Linked DNA regions of Homo sapiens: region 2 is linked to region 1. Evidence: read pairs that join two places in POLR2A ChIA-PET (ENCODE). Cell type or tissue: A673. All regions are shown on one strand. Each heading gives the region's core, and the rest is flanking DNA. Links, peaks and the distances in the headings are about the cores only.

Region 1 (7,709 bases), core at 1,057-6,056:
CCAGAGTTTCCAATGAAGCATTTTAAAATTTAAAATGTAAAATGTCTGTGATAGCATTTAAATTATAAAGGCCATGAGTATTAGTCAGAGTTCTCCAGAGGAAAAGAACTAATAGGAGATATACATATATATATATATATACACGTGTATATATGTATATGGGAATTTATTAGCTAGTATTAAATCACAAGATCATAGGTCCCACAGTAGGCCATCTGCAAGCTGAGGAGCAAAGAAGCCAGTCCAAGTCCCAAAGCGGAAGAACTTGGAGTCCGATGTTTGAGGGCAGGAAGCATCCAGTATGGGAGAAAGATGTAGGCTGGGAGGCTAAGCCAGTCTTGCTTTTTTTACATTTTTCTGCCTGCTTTATATTCGCTGGAAGCTGATTAGATGGTCCCCACCCAGATTAAGGATAGGTCTGCCTTCCTCAGGCCACTGACTCAAATGTTAAACTCCTTTGGCAACACCCTCACAGACACACCCATGATCAATACTTAGCAATCCGATACTTCAATCAAGTTGACACTCAGTATTAACCATCACACCATGCCTTTCTTCCTGTCCTGCTTTTGGTTTTGAAATTTCTGCCTTAATGAAAATCTTTAATAAGATTAGAATGCCACATTTTATCAGTGGATTGAAGTGCGTATGATTTTTCATGGATCTATTATTCAAATGACAATGATACTATTTGGTTGACTGCATGGTATCACAGTATCTATAGATACTTTTTTCCAAAATATTATGAAAATATATTTAAATATTTTACAGACAGTTAAAAATGCAGAGATAAATACCCTTTGTTGTATCACAAAGTTTATATTTCCAACCATAAACAATTTTTTTTCTATATCTCTATGCCTATTGTGACCTGGGCCCCTTCATCCTCTCTCTTCTATTCAAGTGATTCAGAAATATGCACTACAGGAAACACGGCTGAGAACTACGCTTGGTTCTGTGGAAAGAAAAAAAAATAAGAGTAATTTTTTTTTGCTGAAGAATATCATAAGATAACGTTTGCATTTTATGTTGGTTCCTATGTGTGTACCTGTAAAGCTATGTGCTCTTTGGTGAAGAGGAAAATAGAAAATGAGAGAACACAGAAGGTAAAGTGCAGAAGAGAGTGGAGTACTTACCTCAGAAGGTTTCCATCAAAGAGCAGCAGTGGGAGAGTTTGATTCTAAATATTAGGGTCAGAGAAGTATTTGTATATGATGTAACATTTGAATTGAAATTTGAATCAGGAATAAGATATCATCAACCTGAGCAAGGTGAGAAGGATGAAGTAACAGCATGAGCAATATACATAGATATAAAAATGCACAGCATTTTCAGTAGATGATGAGCACTTTGAATCCAATATTTGAGGACTGAATTGGCTATAATCCTGGAAAAAATATCAGGTTCAAATTATGGAAGTTTTTTAATTGTTTGCTAGGAAATTTGAATTCCATTCTAAGCAATTGAGAATCATGGGGGATTTTTAAAAAGTTAAATGACAAAATCAGATCTGTGTTAGGGAAGGAAATTCTGACAAAAAACATAAGAGAAGGATTAAAGAGAGAAGAAAGGGAGACCTGGAAGCAAATTAAAATAGTGTCACAGTATTGTATAAAATGATCAAGAAATAAGTAAGGTAAGAATGAACTCTTAAGTCAAAAAGGATCAGTATGATTTACTTGAAAGTTTAATTCCAATTTGTGGCAGAAATGGCCATATCAGCATGAATGGAAACACCTGTCACCGATAGTTGTTACCTTCATTGGTACACTTTATTTTAGAATCTAATTTTACATGTTTACAATTTATAGTCAGTTGACTATACATTAAAAATACATTGTTTTATTGAGGATTGCATGTGTATTAAGATAGATAATAATACCTGTAATAACACTTCAAAAATATATACATGTTAATATATTATTTATCATAGATTAAAGTAAAATGTTATGGCTTATTCGTAAGATTTTATACATTAAAAACTGAGCTTAGAAATAGGTATCTTTTGAGTTACATATAGTTTAGTCTGACAGCGGAAATACACGTTTAGCATTTTTTAAATTCTTTGTCTTACAAAGTTAACTTTTGGTTGAAAATACATTCCTGCTTAAATCCGGGATTTAACACATTGCTTGTCTGCAAATCACACTGCCTCTTAATTCAGATAGCATTTCATCTTCACTTCACAGGCTAATGTTCTTTTGTTTTGCATATATGCCCTACAATGCTGATAGCAAAGCCATACACTAAAGTCATCTGTCAGGACCCAGGGGATTTTGATAATATTCAAGCTTCTTCAAGGTATGAGATACATTCAAGCTTCTTCAAGGTGTGAGGTCAACTCCATAAATATTTGGGAAGAATTTAAATTGTCGGAAAGTAGAAACTAACACCTATCAATAAAATTAGTTATGAAAGAGCAGGGAATTAGCCTCAAGAGTCTGTGTTGCCACCTGGGAATTTATTCAATTGGGGTGAGTTTTAACAAAAAAGTAGCATTTGTTAGAATGCATTTTTGTTTATTTTATTTTATTTTATTTTATTTTAAAGACTGAGTTTTGCTCTTGTTGCCCAGGCTGGAGTGCAATGACGCGATCTCGGCTCGCCGCAACCTCTGCCTCCCGGGTTCAGCGATTCTCCTGCCTCAGTCTCCCGAGTAGCTGGGATTACAGGCGCCCGACACCACGCCCAGCTAATTTTTGTATTTTCAGTAGAGATGGTGTTTCACCATGTTGACCAGGCTGATCTCAAACTCCTGACTTCAGGTGATCCACCTGCCTTGGCCTCCCAAAATGCTGGGATTACAAGCGTGAGCCACCGCGCCTGGCCAAAACGCATTTCTGTTGGTGTACTGCAGGTCAGTTCTTTGAGTAGTCTTGGACTAATCCAGTTATTTCTCCTTTCTCACTTTTAGTTATCAAGAATAACTGTAGGATATGCTTGGAATGCAACACCCTGAGATAAGAAAGTAACAGCTGAAATCGTTTCCGCTCTGTTCCTGTCCTCCCCTAGAAACAGGAAGTCCTTTAATGCTTTCTTCCTGTGTGTCATGTTGCCCTGTGAGGTAAAAAATTCAGAGCAAGCTGATTTCTGCGGTCTGTCCCTGGGATGTAAAACTCAGAATGGACTGTTTCCTGGGGACCCTCAATTGTGATGAAAGAGAGATATACACAAGTGAGACTCCAGTCACCTCACGTGGCTTCACGGAAACTTACAGGACCAGCTCACAATAAATCCAAGGCTTCTGTTTCCCTTTTAGCCTATCTCTAAGTAATAGACCTGCTTCATATAACTCGTATGTGTGGGTTTTCTTTTTCACCATACTCAGACAAGTTGGTTACCAGTGCACAGTAAGCCTACTTTACATATGCCTACCAATAAACCAATATTGTTAAGTCAAATAATAAATTGTGTTTGCTTAAAAGAGCTTTTACTTACCATGTTTTAGTGTGAAGGATACAGTATCTATTCTTATTTCTAGTCAAAGTTACTAGATGATGTAAATTATGTCAAATATCTCTACTCAGTATTATAGATATTATTTTTATAAAATGTGTTAGATTCTTATGAGTTTAAAAATAAACTTTAATAAAAGATAAACATTCAGCTGCATTCTCTGAATGTGAGATAAATGTAGATTCTTCTTCATGGAATGTTTATTACCTTGGATAACCAAGCCACGGTTGTTTTTTTTTTTATGATTCCACAAAATCCTAATACTTAGAATTCAATTCCATTTCTGTGATTTGAATGTGTCCTCCAGAAAGCATGGGCTGGAAACTTAATTTCTAATGTAACAGTATTGGGAAATGGGGCCTAACGGGAAGTATTTTGGTCATGAGACCTCTACACTTATGAATGGATTAATAGCAATTATAAAATGCCTTGAGGCTGTGAGTTCACTCTCTCGCTTTCTCTTTCCCTCTTTTGCCCTTCCACTATGGGATGATGCAGCAGGAAGGCCTTCACCAGATGTCAGTCCCTCGATCTTAGACTTCACAGCATCCAAAACTGTGAGCCAATAAATTGTTATTCATTATAAATTACTCAGTCTCTGATATTCTGTTAGTGCAGCACAAAATGAACTAAGACAATATGGTATCTTTAGACATTGCTCTTCTGATAGTGATAAAGTGCTCGTAACAGGGTGAGAAATTGTTAATTTCGTTCACAAATTTGTATGTCTTGCTCTCTAAGGATTATCTCACTTTTTAATTTCAACTTTATTTTCCCCTGCCTGAGGTACATTTTTATATTTTTCAATTCTATCATGAGCCATATTCTATCATGACTTATTCTCAATTTTCTGAATGCTTAAAAATAAAGTGTATGTCCAATATTTCAACTTTTAATTATTTTTATAAATATGTAAATTAAATACAAGTGTTTGCATTAATAAAGATTATTTTGTTTGTACTTTTAATTGGCGTTTTTCTTTGAAATTGGTAAAATGTATCTGTTAAAATTAAAAGACAATATAATATAATTAAAATGTGAAAATTTATTTACATAAAATTAATTTTATTGTATACATTCATCTAAATGTCATCAACAGCATTTTACAGTAAAACTGCTTCCAATTCTAAGTTTCAAAGTCATCTACCTGACAGTATAAAGAATGGTGATGCACTTCATGCATGTTATGTCTAAAGAGCATAGACAATTTCAAGAGTAAGATAAATTGTTTAATATTACAAATGTACATCAGCCTCCGTTTGCCATTGTTGTGAAAACCATTTCTAATTTATGAGTTCCTCTGAAATCACAAATGGGAACATCAAGATAAGCAAGGAAACAGATGTTTGGAACTACTGGGAATCAATACCTAATTATGCAAGAATCTATTGCATTCTTGCTGTCTGAGAAGAAGGATTTGACAAGTTAATTAATTTGTCTTTCCTCCTATCTAAGCACATCCATCACTCAAATCCTACATACACTCTGAATCAATATCTATCTCTAACATTGGCAGGAATGCAATATACAAACTTCATGACAGTCAGAAGCAGTTGCAGTTTGTTATGAGGTCACAGGACTCTTGTCCTATATGGAAGACTGCCTTCTTAGAGACGGAAAGGTGTTACCACTACAGTAGATGTGTAGATTTTATAGATGTTGCTCTGCCAAGTGCTGAGTGCCATAACTATGAAAGAAATTCCTTTATCCTCCTTAATAAGTATATTTTTTCGGTTTGTGCTTATGAATTATGTCCTCAAAAATTCCAGGCCTTTCTTGCTTGAGTATAAAGGCAATACTAATGCAAGTAATGTATAGGTTTAACAAGTTATTTGGATATTATGCTAATTCCTCATGGTAACTGTATGACCTTCAGTAGTCCTAAATTACATAAGAAATAATTGACTTTTAACGTAGAGTAAATCTTCTCAACGAGCTTGTAAAAAAGTAGCTTTATGTTTTCTTGTTAGACGACCAGTGTTTAATCTATCATAGCTGGACTAGTCAGAAATGAAATAAGTAACAGTTAACTGACTAAACAAATTCCATTGCTTTTAAATTCTCCAACTCAACACCCTCAGTAAATTTAATTCTCTGAAGTTCTAACTTCTGCCCTTACACCATCTGGACTCCATGGCCTACACAGCTTATTATCAAAACTGAATCTTGTGAGTGTGTTCATTCCTTTGCCTTTCTCTCATCCAATAGCCTTACTCCTGGTAAAAACCCACCTACTTTCTTCTTCATGTATGCATGCAGTTAAACATTTCTGGGGAAATAAACAATCAGATACCCCAAAAATTGACCAGGCTTACTTTAAATTAACAACCAAAAATGTCAAATCGACAAATATTGCTCAGTGGTACCACATATTTTTTCATGACTTTGCTCCCTCAGTCTCCAAAGCAACTGTTTTGTATTTCCTTAACCATTAAATATCCCCCATTCTTCTACTCAAATGATGATATTGCCTTGTACTTCAATAAAAGAGGAAAAATCACAAGAAACCAATATATCATTTAAATGACAACAATCAAGGTTTGCCCTCCTTCCTGTTACAATGAATCCTTTGCCTCTGCTTTCAAATCTATGTGCCTTATCAGCATCATATTCCCTTTTGCTATGCTAGAAACTTCCTAAATCTAATTATCTCCTCTGAAGAGCATCAAATACTCTCATTGTACTTGATCAATCCCCTCACGTGCCAAGATGCTTTAATGTCTTCTATCATAAAACAAGAGTAAAGAAGTTCTCACTTTTGCTTATATCCCCTTTTAACTACAATTATTTTCTTACAGTGAACCTTTAGAACAAAGCTTAAAGAAAAAAACTATATCTTGCTGTCCCTACTTCTGTCCCTCCCGTTTTCTCCTTAACTAACTTCACTGAATTTCCTGTTTCAAAAAGTGCACCAAGTGCTCTTGTTAATGCCATCAAAGAAGACTGTTTCCTGCTTCATATGGGACCCTTTCTCTGGTTTCTTCCTTGTTAAAACTTTAAAAGCTCTGAGTATTGTTTAGATCTTCTTTACTCCTCAATTTCCTAGATAGTTTAACTTAATTCTATAACTTACGTAATAGCTATATGTACCTATATGTTAATGACCTTTATCACTGCAAATGTGTATACCATCTACTTGATTACTTGACTTACACACTTGAATTTCTTGTAGGTTCACATTTCTTCTTCAAATAGAACACTTAATTCTCATATTCACCCACATACACTCAGGATGCTTTTTTCCTGTCTTTCCTATCTCAAAGAATTATGCTATAATATATACAATTTTAAAGTCAAAATACCTAGGAGTTTTCCTTTACGACTCTATTCCCTTTATCCTCTGTATCCATTTTGTTCCCTCACAATCTACGTCTATTTCATTCATTACCATCCATATCTATTCCATTGATTATATCTGTTTGCATAATGTGTGCTAAATTGTATCAGCCCAGTATTCTCTGCCTCGATCACTACCGTACACCACAATCATTTCTCACTGGACATTGTTAGAATGCAGAATTTTACACCCTGCCCCAGATCTACTTAAATAGAATCAGCATTTTAACAAGAACCTCTTCCCATGTGATTATGAGTATTAAAATTTGAGAAGTCTTGTTTTATAAAATCTGACCCCTATCAACCACTTTGAAATCACGTATTAGACTTCACCTGTGGCCTATGATATCTTTCTGTTTCCCTAAATCTTCAGTTTTTTTGTTTTCTGTTTTGTTTTGTTTTGTTTTGTTTTGTTTTTTCTCCGTAGGACCTTTGCAACAGTTGCATTCATTCCTCAGGAGGCTTTCTCTGATTATCAGTGGCTGGATCTTTTTTGCCATTCAGGTCTCTGGCTAAATCTTAACTCCTAAGAGTGTTGAGACATGATTTTCAATAGGTCCCTCCAGTTGCTGCAAGTCTTATATCAGATATCCAGACTAAGGATGTTTGTGAATTAAACAGCTGTACAAAGTCTTCCTCTAGGGTAAATAATTGGTCAGTTTCACTAGCAACTCCCATCAAAAGATCAAGGTTACCTAAGCTTGAATTTCTTCAGCTGTGCCATAAACCTAGTGTGCGTGCAGCATTCAGCTTGGCCTGCCTACATATTACACTTCTGATATTTGAAGAGGAAGGAGGATTGATGTAAATATGAAGCTTATGTTATCTACCATGCTGTGAGTCATAAAATTTTTTCCTTCTCCATTATCCATGTAACTGGAGCATGAAACAAACGAACTTTGAAAAAGAGGAAAGAC
Region 2 (7,709 bases), core at 1,856-6,855, 300 kb after region 1:
AAGATTCTGGGAAGCTGACTAAGCATTTAACTCTCATTTTCTCACGTGTATAATGTGTCTAACAATATTGTAGACACTTATGGTTGTTCCTAATAATCATTCACATCCTTTCTATTTGTATGTCTTTCTATATTTCTCAATATGAAAAAAATAGTTATGAGAAGAGGTAATTGAAGCATTGATACTAGGCAAATTTGTTTCTATAATTTTTAAAAAAATTAAATCAAATTAATATATATATGCATATATATGCATATACACGCACACATACATACAGCCCAAAAGTGGTTAAACAGAATTTAGAGCATAAGGAAAAATATCTTGCCTACTAAGGTAATACTACAGTGTTCTCATATAAAATGGATGTTTTTTTTCTTTTTTCATTTCTTTCTAGACACCACAGTCTGTAAATTTTCTGCCCATCTTTGTGGTACCTCAACTGATTTTTTCCTATTCTTCTTCTGGTTTTCCTGATATAACAAATAATTATTGAATTAATAAAAATGTGGGAGAGCTTTCAGTACTTGATCCTCTTCTCTTTCTATACTCAATCCTTAATAATAGAATTTAGTCTCATGACTTTTATAAAATATCTTAATACCAACTCCAAATTATTATTTTTAAAATTTCTGTATTTATCTCTATCTAACAACTGAGTGAAATATTCTAATGTCTACTCAACATTTCCAACTTGGCTATCTAATCAAGTTTTCAAATGAAACTTCTGGACCTATGAAATGGATCTACTACGTCTATACATCTATAATTTATCCCATTCCATTTATAATAATAGCAACTCTCCTCAGATCTAAAATTTGTATAAATCTTTATTCTGCTTTTCTGTTGTGTTTTATCCAGTAGAAACAGGAAATCCTTCAGAGTCAGAGTATGCTCTCAAAATACATCCAGAAATTGAGCGTTATTTCACTGCCTTTGCTGCTATAACCATTGTCTAAGCTATATTTCTTACTGGAATTATGTTGTATTCCTGGACTCCTATCTGGTCTCCTGAATTCATATTTTGTGCACACCCTGCCTTGTTTATTATCAATAGGATTGTGAGAGCACTCCGGTATTCATTCAAGGAATATTCACAGAAAGTCTACTTCTATTAATAGACATTTTAAAGGCTTGCGTTAGACCATATAATCCATCTGCTCAAAACTCTGCAATTGCTCTTCTTTCCTCAATGTAAATTGTAAAATTCTCATTATGGTATATAAGTGGGTGATTATACATTATAGTTTGCTTTGGGGAATCACTGTTTTTACCTGATTCTCTGCATAATTATTAGTAACTCAGTTCTTCAAACATGAACTATTTGACATTCTATGTTCTACCTCCATAGCCCTGGCCCACTTTGCTCCAGATTTTGTTGTTATTGTAACACATCTGGTATTCTTCCACCTTAGATCTTTTGTTCTGGCTATTAACTTCTGCCTAGAAACTCTTCCTTCAGATTCACAACATCTTTATATCTATTAAGTTTTTGTTCAAATATTACCTTTACCTTATAGCCTATCCTGACCACTCTAGTTAAAATGGTAAACCTACACTCCTGAACTCCTTTAACCTGTTTGAACATTTTAACAAGAACACTCAAAATCTTCCACTATACTGCATACTTTCTGTGTTATATTTCTATTTTTGTGTCATTCTTGCTGGAGAGTCAGTATCTTTAAAAATCTGTTGATGTTATTCTACTACCTAGGAAAGGGTTTAACAAGCAAATAATTATTTTACAAAATGAGTACATAATGCCGTAATATTACCTACTCAGATTTCAGGATGATGAAGTGTTCATTCATTGGGCATTGCCCTCATCAGTCTATAATAAGATAAAAATGAAAGATTCTTGTACATTAATGTAGAAGTCATTAAAAGAAAAGACGAGGTGAAGGGAATGACTTGCCTGAATAGAGAAAAGCAAAATGAAAATGAAGGTAAGGTTAGAAAGCTGGAAAGACTTCCTGTTTATTTTCCCTAACATGCAGGAGAGTAATGGAAAGAATATAGATGCTTCATAGCATCATTGAGAAGCTAAGCCCTTTAATGGAACTAAGGCTGATCTGCTATCTACAGATTCATCACTGAACTTGTTACTGAAGAATAAGTAATAAAAATGTGTCCCTTACTCAATAGTGATTTGTCAAAGTTTAAATAAAACACATAAATTGCATGGGAAAATGTTTATCACAGAGTGTTAAATAATTGCTAGTTATTTTTATATGAATACAGTAAAAACATGGTTATTTGTGGGATTGAGGGACTGAAGGGATTCTAAAATGACATGATGGTTTCTGGCTTTTCCATTGGAATTTTATAACTTTTATGTTGTCATGTAGCTATTTTGTTTCTTTATCATACATACATGTTTCAGGGTTTATATCTAAAAGTTAATAACTATTAAAATCACAAGTCACACATATATGTGCTGCTATATTACATCACTCAAAAAAGTAATTTTTTTAATGGCCAAGCCAAATGGTTTAGGCAAACATTGCCTCAGCACATTGGAAAGGACTATGGATAGCATGCTAAGAATGTGTTGAAGCTCTTATTGCTAGGGAGAAAAAACTCAAATGAATGACTCAAGAATTTAGTGATCACCATTGAGTAATGGAATAGTTGTTGCAAATTAGGTGTTGCAAATAGTTGTAATCAGAATCAGGAACACCTAATCAAGGCATGCTTCAGCTTTCTTACCTTTTTAAGTCAATCACAATTAGGTTGGGATATATTAACATGCAAGTAAGAGAAATAAGGGAACCTGACCAGAGGAGCCTTTAGGCAAAGGAAATGAAGTAAGAGTAATTAGCAACACATACCATTAAAATGTCCTTAGCATTTATCTTTAGGTTTGCTTGAATTCAGTGTCTTCACTCCTTTCAACATAAGCTGACAAATAATGCAATTTTCTTTACATTCCTACTGACAAAATTTGATAAATAGTCAGTGTACTCACTATTGTAAATGTCACACAGAATTACAAAAGTGTCTTCTAAAACATTTCATTAGCAAGATAAATTTAATCAGAAATAACATGTATTTACTTTGAGCCCCTGTTCCATGAGTCTGAGCACCATAGAGTTTGGGTGGATTGTCGCAAGTAATATCCAGTAAATTCCAAGTCTAGATGGTATCATGACTAAATAAACTTGAAATTAAATGCACTAGCTTCAACCTGTTAACAAAAATCTAGGTTAACATGGGTCATAATAATAGTAAGTTTAACTGGGTTTAACACCAGAAGAATTGGTATTAAAATACATGGATTCATCATAGAAAAAAATAGAAGTTTAAGCTGAGTCACACAGCTCTAATTTAGCTCTCTTAGTATTAATAACTGGCTGGAAGATACTAGTGTAAATCCAAGTTGACAGCTTGAAGAATAGAATTGGCATCTAAAACTATCTAGATTAACTAGCACTTTACTGGTTCCAAAGAAATGTAGGCAACATCATCAAAAAATAATTCTTATGTAGTCACTCCTGTAGAAAGTCTTTGAAAACCAATTTAAAGCTTAACTACTACAGTTAAATAATTTAAGACAAAATCCTCAGAAACTCTGCATTAATGACACATTAAAAATATATATTCTTAAGTTTAAAAGATCCATAAGTAGATAATCACAAGTAAGAAATCCATTAATATGAGTATCAGTAATAAGGCCACTAACAGAGGTGAAATAATTAAAATTGCACAATTAAAGTGCTCATTAATACACTAAATACTATAGTATTAAAGAGATTGAGTAACGTTTTTGAAAGGTATACTTAATTTAAAAAAATATTGTATGAAGAAAACTAGTAACTTCAGGCAATTCTCTAAAAATAGTTAAATAGCAACATTTTAAACCATGAAGTTTAAATAGCACATTTTTTTTCCACACAAAGAATAATTTACACACAACTTCTCATTTGGAGTTAATCTGAGAGAAAATATGGTAATGTAGACAGAGCAGTGACCTTGAAGTCAGGGATTATAGAGTACAATTTTAAATATCAAAATCTAACTTTATGACCTTGGTCAAAGACTCCAAATTTTCATTGCCTCTTTATCTGCCCGTATTGTAATATATTAGGAATAAATTGCAAATAGTACATTGAAGCTTTAAAAGTGATATAAAAATCCATCTTAAATAAAGGCTTGGAATTTTTTAATAGCAGTAACAAGAATTGTGATTTTACTTTTTACTGAAATTACTAGATGTATCAATCAAAACAATTACTAATATTTAGAAAAAACTGTGGTGTATAAATAATAGATGGCATTTAAATATAAATTGTATTAGGATCCACCAGAGAAATAAAATTAATAGGATCTGGATATTAGTATAAAGAAATTTATTTTAAGGCATTGGCTTACAGAATTATGAAGTCTGACAAGTCCAAAATCTACAGTTCAAGTCCCAGAGCCTTCAGGCTGGATTCCAGGAAAGAGACAATGCAGTCTGAAGTCTGAGGTGTGATAATTTAGGGAAGAGACAAGGTTGCAGTTCAAGTCTGACAGCCATCTGCTGGCAGAATTCTTATCCGCAGGAGGTCGGTCCTTTGGTCTATTCAGCCCTTCTGCTGATTGGATAAAGCCGACTCATCATTCTCAGCAAACTATCATAAGGACAAAAAACCAAACACCGCATGTTCTCACTCATAGGTGGGAATTGAACAATGAGAACACATGGACACAGGAAGGGGAACATGACACACTGGGGCCTGTTGTGGGGTGGGGGGAGGGGGTGAGATAGCATTAGGAGATATACCTAATGCTAAATGACCAGTTAATGGGTCAGCACACCAACATGGCACATGTATACATATGTAACAAACCTGCACATTGTGCACATGTACCCTAAAACTTAAAGTATAATAATAATAAAATAAAATAAAAAAACAAGATAAAAAAAAAAAACCCGACTCATATTAGGGAAAGTAATCCGCTTTTCTCAAAAAGTCCCTTGATTTAAGTGTTAATCTCGTAAAAAAAATACCCTCACAGAAACATCCAGAATGTTTGACCATGTATCTAGGCACTGTGGACCCGCAAAGTAGAGACATATAGTTAACCATTATATAAACTAAATATGATTATAAATTATGAATCCAATATATTAATTATTCTTTGTTTAACTTTACAAAATGGTCTTGGAATTTATATAAGGCAAAGTAGTTACCAAATAAATGTCAGAAGAATCCCAAAGTTTCCACAATCCTTTGTCCTTATCAGATGGATATTCTATGTACTTATTCTTTTGCCCTTTAAAGTTCATATAAAGACTTGTACATAGATAAAACATTGTAGCTTCCCCTGAGTTTTCATTTGAAATACTCCCTTGCTTCTTTCTTGCATTTCCCCACATCTTGTTTTTCATATATGAAGAACTTACATCCAAGTCTACTACTGTGGCCTTTATTATGTTGAGTTAAATTTCTTCTTTACCAAGTTTATTGAATATTTTTATCATAAAAGAGTATTGAATTTTATCAAATGCTTTTTCTGAATCTATTAAGATGATTATGCTCATCTGATTAGTACACTTTGTTTTTGTTAATGTGGTGTATCATATTTGCATATATTGAAATATCCTTGCCGCTCAAAGATAAATCTCACTTGAACATACTGTATGATGTTTTCAATGTTCTGTTGAGTTCAACAGCTATTCAGTTTGCTATTATTCTGTTAATAATTTTGGAACTAGGTTTTATCAAGTATATTTCTAGCTTGAAGTTTATTCTTCTTGCAGTACTTTTGCCTAGCTTTGCTGGGCAATGTTGCCATCATAAAATAAGTTTGTAATGCTGACATCATAAAAATAAGTTTGTAAATGTGTCCTTCTCTTCAATTCTTGAGAAGAGAAGCTTCTCTTCAATTCTTGAGAAGAGAAGCTTCTCTTCAATTCTTGAGAAGAGAAGCTTCTCTTCAATTCTTGAGAAGAGAAGCTTCTCTTCAATTCTTGAGAAGAGAAGCTTCTCTTCAATTCTTGAGAAGAGAAGCTTCTCTTCAATTCTTGAGAAGAGAAGGAATGGCATAATTCATTTCAAATATTTGGTAGAATTCACCTGTGGAGCAAATTGGCCCCGGGCTTTTCTTAATTGGGACATTATTGTTTACTTATTCAATCTCCTTACGTGTTGTAGGTCTGTTCAGGTTTTCTGTTTCTTCATAATTCATTCATAGCAGGTGTATGTTTTTAGAAATTTATCTATTCCACCTAGATTATCCATTGTTTTGATGTACAGTTGCTCATATGTTCACAGTAGTTTTTATGTATGCAACATCAGTTATAATATCTCCTTTTAATTTCTGATTTTGTTTGTTGAGTTTTCTGCCTTCTTTCTTGTTTTAAGAAAGTTTTGTCATCGTATAAAACCCCAATACCTAGTTTTGTTGGATTTTCTATTCTCCATTTTGTTTATTTCTGCTTTAATCCTTCTTCTTCTAATTTTGGGCTTAGTTTGTTCTTTTCCTGGTTTCTCTAGGTATATACGTAAGTTGTTTATTGATGCTCTTTCTTCCTTGTTAATGTAGGCCATTTATTGATATAAAATTCCCTCTTAGTACTGCTTTTGCTTCATTCCTTAAGCTTTGGTGTGTTTTGTTTTCATTATCATTTTTTACGAAGTATTTTAGAATTTCTCTTTTCTTTTTTCACCCATTGGTTGTTCAGGTGTGCATTGTTTAATTTCTATATACACCCTGATGTTGAGTGCATATGTTTTGGATTGTTGTAATTCCCTGATGACTTGGATCTTTTATTATTATAGATTAACTTCTTTGTCTTTTGGTCTTTTGAGATAATTTTTGATTTAAGTCTATTTTGTTTGATATAATTTTAACCTTGACTCCTTTTTTTTCTACTGTTTGCATGGAATACCTTTTTTCATCTTTTTATGTTCAACATTTGTATGTTCTTAAATTTAAGTTGAGTCCTGATATGGTTTGGCTCTGTTTCCTCTCCCAAATCTCATCTCGAATTGTAATCCCCACATGTCAAGGAAGGGACCTGTAATCCCACATGTAGAGGGAGGGAGGTGATTCGATCATGATGTTCTCATGGTAGTGAGTGAGTTCTCATGAGATCTGAAGGTTTTATAAGTGTTTGTAAGTTCCTCTTTCACTTCTCTCTTTCCTACTGCCTTGTCAAAAAGGTGCTCGCTGCTTCTTTACCTTTCACCATAATTGTAAATTTTCTTAGGCCTTCCCAGCCATGCAGAACTGTGAGTCAATTAAACCTCTGTCCTCTATAAATTATCCAGTCTTGGGCAGTATCTTTATAACAGTGTGAAAAGAGACTAATACAAGTCCCTTATAGATATTTTCTTTGTGGTTATCATAAAGATCTCATATAAGTTCTTATTCTTATAATAGTCATTTTAAGTTGAAATAATTTATCATAAATTGCATATATGTAAAGCTACACTTTTACTTCTCCTGCAAACACACTTTATGCCACTGATGTTACAGTTTACATCTTGTATATTGTGTATCCATTAAAATTTTATGTAATTGTAGTTATTCTTAATATTTTTGTCTTTTAACTTATGTACTAAAAATTACAATGTATTTACATGCCCCCATTACTGTATTCTGTATTTGCCTATATATTTGCTTTGCCAGTGAGTTATACTTTCATATACCTTCATGTTTCTATTTAATGCCCTTTTGTCTCAAACTGGAGGACTTCCTTTAGCATTTATTATAAGAAAGGT

Evidence for each region. Peaks named below come from ENCODE experiments on the same cell type or tissue, not always from the same donor. Only the 100,000 strongest peaks of a DNase experiment are listed, where the experiment ranks them.
Region 2: POLR2A ChIA-PET joins it to region 1 with 7 read pairs; 1 of 35 experiments calls an interaction of 5 or more read pairs at or near these places.

Annotation. Positions count from the first base shown.
Region 1 is chr4:116,527,419-116,535,127 of GRCh38, reverse strand. No RefSeq gene overlaps it. Among named protein-coding and RNA genes, the nearest start is that of MIR1973, 230 kb to the right of the region's middle. In A673, for the core only: no CTCF peak of the experiment used is centred there; DNase peaks (open chromatin) are centred at 3,007 and 3,897; H3K27ac peaks cover 4,295 bases.
Region 2 is chr4:116,229,040-116,236,748 of GRCh38, reverse strand. No RefSeq gene overlaps it. Among named protein-coding and RNA genes, the nearest start is that of MIR1973, 67 kb to the left of the region's middle. In A673, for the core only: no CTCF peak of the experiment used is centred there; a DNase peak (open chromatin) is centred at 4,578.